Linked DNA regions of Homo sapiens: region 2 is linked to region 1. Evidence: read pairs that join two places in POLR2A ChIA-PET (ENCODE). Cell type or tissue: K562. All regions are shown on one strand.

Region 1 (4,000 bases):
CCTGGCCAACATGGTGAAACCCCATCTCTACTAAAAATACAAAAATTAGCCAGGCGTGGTGGCACATGCCTGTAAATCCCAGCTACTTGGGAGGCTGAGGCAGGAGAATTGCTTGAACCCAGGAGGTGGAGGTTGCAGTGAGCCGAGATTGTGTCACTGCACTCCAGCCTGGGTAAAAGAGTGAGAGTGCATCTCAAAAAAAAAAAAAAAAAAAAAAAAAAGAGGAAATCAACCTAAGTTCTCATTTCACTTGGGTAAATACCTAGGAGCGGGAATGTTGGGTCATATGACAAGTATATATTTACCTTCATAAAAAACTGCCAAACGTTTCTCCAAAGTAGCTACACTATTTGCCCTTCCAACAGCAAAGGATGAAAGTTTCCATTGCTCCCATTCTTACCAGCATTTTGTATTGCCGTTTTTTCCTTAGTTTCTCTTAATATCTTAATTTTCACAATAGACATATAGTACTATCTCATTATGGGTTTAATTTGCAATTCCATAATTACTAATGATGTTTAATGCCTTTATTTTTTTTTTTTTTTTTTGAGACAGAGTCTCACTCTGTCGCCCAGGCTGGAATGCAGTGGCACAATCTTGTCTCACTGCAACCTCCACCTCCTGGGTTCAAGTGATTCTCGTGTCTCAGCCTCCTAGGTAGCTGGGATTACAGGCACGTGCCACCACACCTGACCAATTTTGTATTTTTAGTAGAGACGGTTTCGCTATGTTGGCCGGGCTAGTCTTGAACTCCTGACCTCAGATGGTCCACCCACCTCAGCTTCCCAAAGTGCTGGGATTACAGGCATGACCCACCATGCCTGGCCTATGTTTAACACCTTTTGGGGTGTTTATCTGCTGTTCATACACCTTCCTGCATAGTGTCTACTCAAATCTTTTGCTCTTTTTAATTAGGTTGTTTACTTTTTTTAATAGAGATGGGGTCTTGCTATGTTGCCCAAGCTGGTCTCAAACTCCTGGATTTTCAAGCAATCCTCCAGTCTTGGCCTCCCAAAGTGCTGGGATTACAGACGTGAGCCACCATGCCCAGCTTTGAGTTCCTTATACAGTCTATTTTTTGTCAGATATGTGATGGGGAATATTTTCTCCCAGTCTGTGAAGTCTTTTTATTCTCTCAACAGTGTGTTTGGAAGAGCAGAATTTCTTAATTTTGATGAAGTCTAATTTATCAGTTTGTTCATTTATGAATCATGTTCTTGGCATCATGTCCAAGAAATCTCTGCCTGACCCATGGTCAAAAATATTTTTGTCCTATGTTTTCTTTCAAATATTTTATAGCTGTACATTTTACTTCACAATCTATGAACATTTTTTAAAATAGAAACGGGTCTCACTCTTGCCAAGGCTAGTCTCAAACTCCTGGGCTCAAGCAATCCTCCTGCCTCAACCTCCCAAAATGCTGGGATTACAAACGTGTGCGACCAGACCCGGCCTACGAACCATTTTGAACTAATTTTTGCATACAGTGTCAAGTACAGATTGAGGCTCTAATAAAAAGATTTCATTTTGATGTTTGAGTGCAGATTGCCTTCAGGTCCCACACCTCTCTCCCTTTTGTCCCACATCTGGGTAAGTCTGTAAGAAAGCCCAGGTACTCCCTCCCTTGGTATTGGTGTAAAGTTGAAACCATATAAATACCACACTTGGGGACCAGTATTCCCTCCCTTGGTACTGGTGTGAAGTTGAAACCATGTAAATACCACACATGGGGACCATCAAACAAGTTCCACCTTCTGGTCAATAAAAACCAAAGCCACCCACCCTGTTTCACTCTTGCTTCATCCTGGACTAAACCTAAGTCCTTGACCTTGAGGAGTCCTTTTGCTGTTTACTGTGTGATTAAACTTTATTTCATATCCACTGGTGGATTCATGTCACTTGTCCCAATATTCACATAAATTCCTGGGCAAGGGACTGCCCAGTGTCCAACAGTGGATACTTGGTGCCCAAATAAAACAAAGATTGTTTTTTCTTTGCATATGAATATTCAACTGTTCCAGACTATCCTCTGTTGAACTGCCCTTAAACTTTTTCAAAATGAATTGACAATTTTTGTGTGACTAAATTCTCTATTTTGTTCAATTGATCTGTATGTCTATCTTTTCTCCAATACCACAGTCTTGGTTATTGCAGCTTTAAACTAAGTTGAAATCAGGTAGTATGAATCTTCCAACTTTGTTATTCTTTTTCAAAATTGTTTTAGCTTTTCTAGTTCCTTTGGTTTTCCATATTAATTTTAGAATCGGCTCATTAATTTCTATAAGAAATCCTCTGAGATTTGGACTAGAAATGTGCTGAATCTATAAATCAGTTTGAGAAGAGTAGGTATCTTAATACTGAGTCTTCTAATCCATGAACATGATATAATCAGTGTTTCATAATTTTCAACATACAAATATTACACACCATTTGAAAAGTTAATACTTAAGTATTTCATGGTTTTTAGTGCTAATGAGATGGGAATTTTTCACTTTAGTTTCTAATTGTTCATTATTAGTATATAGAAATACAATTTACTGTTGTATATTGACCTTCTAAGCTACAACTCTGCTGAATTAACCTATTCACTAGAGCTTTTTTGAAGAGTCACAGACATGTTGTCTGTGAATAGAAACTGCTCTTTGAAGCACACTGTTTAAAGAATGAAGACAAGCCAACAACTGGGAAAAAATATTTCCCTATCACATCTAGCTATTGCACTCCTAGGCATTAATATAAGAGAAAAGAAAGCATATCTCTCTCCAACAACTTGTACATGAATGCTCATAGCAGCTTTATTCATAATAGTCAAAAAGTGAAAACAATCCAAATGTCCATCAAAGGGTAAATGGGTTAAAAAAAATCATGGTATATTCATAAAATAAAATACTATTCAACAATAAAAAACTATGAACACATAACAACATGGATGAATCTCAAATTATGCTGAGTGTAAGGAGATTCCCCGTGCTAAAAAAAAAAAAAAAAAGCGTATATACAATTCCATTTTTATAAAATTCTAGAAAATAAAAACTAATCTTAAGCAACAGAAAGGAAACAATGGTTTCCTAGGGATACAGAGAGGGTAGTAAGGAGCAAAAGAAGGGATTACAAAAAGTCATAAGGATACTGCCGATGCCCCGGCTAGAGTGCAGTAGCGTGATCTTGGCTCACCGCAGCCTTAATCTCCAGGCTTTGGGTGAGTCTCCCACCTCAGTCTCCCAAGTAGCGGGGACTGCAGGCACACAACACCACACCTGGCTTTTTAATTTTTTTGTAGAGACAGGGTTTTACCATGTTGCGCAGGCTGGTCTTGAACTTCTGGGCTCAAGCAGTCCTCCTGCCTCGGCCCCCCAGAGTGTTGGGATTACAGGTGTGAGCCACTGCGCCTGGCCAAGTATACTCTTTTTTGAGACAGAGACTCATTTCGGTCACCAGGCTGGAGTACAGTAGCACAATCACAGTTCATTGAAGACTCAACCTCCCCAGCTCAAGCAATCCTCCTGCCTCGGCCTCCCAAGTAGCTAGGATTACAGGCAGGCACCATCACACCCAGCTAATGTTATTTTATTTTGTGTAGAGATGAAGTCTTTCTATGTCGCCCAGGCTGGTCTGGAACTCCTGGGCTCAAGCAGTCCTCCTGCCTCGGCCACCCAAAGGGTTGGGATTACAGGCCTAAGCCACTGTGCCTGACCTTGAGGATACTCTTGAAGGTGATGGATATGTTCCTTATCTTGATTGTACTGATATTTTTTTAAGTAGATATTTTTGTCAAATTTATCAAATTGTACACTGTAAATATATGCAATTTGTCCTGTCAATTTTGCTCAATAAAGTCGTTAAAATATATCAGTTTATTCAATTTATTAGTAATCACCCTTATATCAAAGATTAGTGTTTTACTTATTACTATCACTCTACTTGGTGGCAATGGTCACTATTCACTATTTTCAAATACAATATTAAGGTTTTTTAAATTCAGGCATAGTAAATTGAGGTC
Region 2 (4,000 bases), 1.2 Mb before region 1:
AGTGGGAAGAGATTAAGGAGACCTGACAGCCAAGGGCAATGTGGCATACTGGGTTGGACCCAGGAACCAAAAAATGAGATTAGTGGAAAAACTGGTAAAAATCCAAATAAAGTTTGCAATCTAGATACTGACAGTGTCCTGATATTAATTACTTGCTTTTGGCAAATGTACCATGGTTATACAACACGTTAACAGTAGGGGAAGCTGGGGGAAGGGTATACAGGAACTCAGTATACTACCTTTGTAACTTTTCTGTAAATCTAACATTATCTCAAATTTTAAAATTTAAGTACATCTATCTGTGTTAGCATGAAATTACCTCTAGGATATATTGTTTAAGAAAACAAGAAGAAATGCAAATGAAACCACTAAGTCATTTTACTCCTATCAAATTAGCAAAATTGAAAGTTTTAACAATATCAAATGTTAACAAGGGCATGCAGTAACTGGAAACTGAATACGTTATGGAATGGCAACTGCCAAGATCATTTGAGAGCACTTCTACAATTGTTAGTTACTCCACAACTCAGCAATTCTGCTCTTAGACATATGCCCTAGATAAATGTTTTCCATGTACACAAGGAGACATGTACGAGAATTTTTACAGAAGCAGGCTGTAATAGAAAAAACTAGAAATTATCTAAATGTCTATCACTAGAACAGAAATGATACAGGCCAGGCTCAGTGGCTTATGCCTCTAATCCCAGCACTTTGGGGGGCTGAGGTGGGCAGAACACCTGAGGTCAGGAGTTTGAGACCAGCCTGGCCAACATGGTGAAACCCTGTGTGTACTAAAAATACAAACGTTAGCCAGGCATGGTGGCGTGCACCCATAATCCCAGCTACTCGGGAGGCTGAGACAGGAGAATCACTTGAACTCAGGAGGTGGAGGTTGCAGTGAGCCAAGATCACACCACTGCACTCCAGCCTGGGCAACAGAGCAAGACTCTGTGTCAAAAAAAGAAATTACATAAATGGAATACTATATTGTAGTGAAAATGAAATAGACCTACATATTTTTGTAGGGGGCTTTCCAGTAAAAACCAGAAAGCCTTCTAGACAAATTCTAAAAGACATAACAGTAATCTATACATTTTCAACATAGAAAAACCTCCCTAGCAAAACAAAAAACTAACCTAACAATATACAGTGGTCCCTCCTTAACCATAGCTTCCTTTTCTACCGTTGCAGTTACCCACGGTCAAATGTGGTTTGAAAATGTATTCCCACAGTCAAATGTGGTCTGAAAATGTATCCTGAGAAAGACCACATTCACATAATTTTTATTATATATTGTTTTAATTGTTCTGTATTACTAGTTGTTGTTAATCCCTTACTGTGCCTAATTTATAAACTAAACTTTATCACAGGTATGTATGCATAAGATAAAACATACATATATAAATAAGATTTGGTCCCACCCACAGCTTCTGGCAACCCCTGAGGGTCTTGGAACATAACCCCCAAGGATAAAGAGAAAGACTATTTATTGGATACAATATTTGCAAAATGTTTAAAATATCCAAAACAATACTCTATACACACTGCTGAAGCTTCCAGTCACATGTATGGAAGGAAAAAGACCTAACGGGGAGGAAAAACAAGTCCAGGAAGGTGGCTCTCTACGGGGGCAGCTGGGTTATCAGGTTCCATTTCTTAACCTGGGTGTTGCGTACACATGTTTATGATAATCACTTTTCCACTTTTCAAATGTTTCACAATTTAAGGAGCAACAAGCAAAACAGTCAGTAGAATATACTACTATTTGTGTTAAAAAGAAAAAAGGCAGAAGGAACTCACACATGGGATGTACCTCTGCAAGCTTCTAAGGGAGCTGCTACCAGGCTGTTTGGGGAGGGCCTGGGGACAGCAGTGGCAGGGACAAACCTTGTACTCTATACTCCATTCTACTGACTGACCTGGCTTCCCACGTCCATCTATTATCTACTCTAAACAGCTCGCCTCCATTTACGAATGGGGAAACCGAACTAGGGGGCTGGAACAGACAACCTCAGGTCCAGGATTAGTGACAACAGATCTAGACCCAAGCATTCGGGTTACCAGGAACCAGCTCTGATCTGCTGGGCTGCTCTGATGTCAAGATCCCCTGGCAGCTAAACCTAGTTTGGCTACCTAGACTATGAACTGCCTGCCAACTCCCTCCTAACTGCTGTCTACCTACCCTGGCTTGTTTTCCTGACTCACTAATTATACCCAGCATGTATGTTTTTAATAAGTCAATTTAATTTTGTTAAAGTCACAACGTCCTTTGAAATTAAAGACGCCAAAGGAAATCACAAAATCAAGGGCAGAAAATAGGCCGCTGTGCTGTTGGGGACAAAGATATTGACAATACATTACTTTTATTAGTGGTACAGCAACAAAGAATACTAACTAAGCCCTTTTCTGTATTAACCTAATTTATTAAAGCTAAACAGCAACCCAGTGAAATAGATGAGTAATGCCACTTTACAAATGATGAAATACGGGAGAGTTTAAGCAACTTGCCCAAGGTCGTACGGCTACTGTCAGCAATGAGATAATGTGAAACTTCCACTCCACATTATCATCTTGTCCCAACATACAAAATTACAAATGCCACAAAGTTATTTTTTTGGAACTTCATGTAATAAAAAATAAAGCAATTAGTACTTTTGCAACAGCCAAAATCTTCATCCCAATCACTGTATTTATCATCATTGTTTTAAAGCCCTTAAAAAAAAAAAAAAAAAAGCCAGGTGCGGCGACTCACGCCTGTAATCCCAACACTTTGGGAGGCCGAGGCAGACAGATCACTTGAGGTCAGGAGTTTGAGACCAGCCTGGCTAACATGGCAAAACCCTTTCTCTACTAAAAATACAAAAATTAGCCAGGCATGGTGGCAGGTGCCTGCAATCCCAGCTATCAGCTACCTGGGAGGCTGAGGTATGAGAATCACTTAAACCCGGGAGGTGGAGGTTGCAGTGAGCTGAGATGGTGCCACTGCACTCCAGCCTGGGCAACAGAGTAAGACCCTGTCTCAAAAAAAAAAAAAAAAAAAAAAAAAGGCAAGCAGGGCAATGTAATTCTAATTAGTACTCTCTTTCATTGATCTGAAGAATATCCAGACCCTCCTTCCTGGTGGCAGAACCAAAAAGGAGCCAGAAAGCAAGGCTTACAGCCTGGTAGCCAGTAACCTAGAATCTCTGCTAGAAGCTGCCTCCAAAGCTGCCATGCACACCTGTCTAAGTGGCTTTGGTCTTGGCCTTGAGAACTTCCTAAGCATGCCTCATTAGGTGCTGTTCCCAGCCAGCAACACCCCGCCCTACCCTTCCACTTCCCCACAGCTGCCTGGACATCCCATGGTCTCACTCACCAAGAAAATGGAAGACCAAGTTCTCCTTTCCCTCATCTACAAAATGCCACACCAATCAATCCAACACACTTCAACTCTCATAGTTTGTTCTCAAAACAACCTGTCAGGGCCGGGTGCGGTGGCTCACACCTGTAATCCCAGCACTTTGGGAGGCCGAGGCAGGCGGATTACTTGAGGTCAGGAGTTCAAGACCAGCCTGGCCAACATGGTGAAACCCCATCTCTACTAAAATACAAAAAATTACCTCCCATTTACCCGAGTGTTCAGGGAAGAGGGTCCTTTGGTCAACTAAATATTGTGGTTAACCATAAGCCCATATATACCAGAGGTGGATTTTATAGGCATGGTGGTGGGCACCTATAATCCTAGCTACTCGGGAGGCAGAGGTGGGAAAATCGCTTGAACCCGGAAGGCGGAAGTGGCAGTGAGCCGAGATCGCGCCACTGCACACCAGCCTGGGGACAGAGCAAGACTCCCATCTCAATAACAACCTGTCAGGCTTCTCCCTTTCGGATGCCTCTCTCTCACAAGAGAGAGCTGCTCTCCTTTCTCCTTTCTTCTGCCTATTAAACTTTCTGCTCCAAAAAAAAAAAAAAGAAACAAAACAACCTGTCAAATGTACTTCAAGGACTTGACAAATCACTG

Evidence for each region. ChIA-PET counts read pairs that join two places held together with the same protein. Peaks named below come from ENCODE experiments on the same cell type or tissue, not always from the same donor. Only the 100,000 strongest peaks of a DNase experiment are listed, where the experiment ranks them.
Region 2: POLR2A ChIA-PET joins it to region 1 with 5 read pairs; 3 of 35 experiments call an interaction of 5 or more read pairs at or near these places.

Annotation. Positions count from the first base shown.
Region 1 is chr10:73,086,739-73,090,738 of GRCh38, forward strand. The region is part of intron 1 of P4HA1 (prolyl 4-hydroxylase subunit alpha 1); the gene reads right to left. Among named protein-coding and RNA genes, the nearest start is that of P4HA1, 8.1 kb to the right of the region's middle. In K562, no CTCF peak of the experiment used is centred here; no DNase peak of the experiment used is centred here.
Region 2 is chr10:71,843,711-71,847,710 of GRCh38, forward strand. All of the region lies in intron 1 of PSAP (prosaposin), which reads right to left. It also overlaps the pseudogene RNU7-38P. Among named protein-coding and RNA genes, the nearest start is that of PSAP, 5.5 kb to the right of the region's middle. In K562, no CTCF peak of the experiment used is centred here; a DNase peak (open chromatin) is centred at 1,985.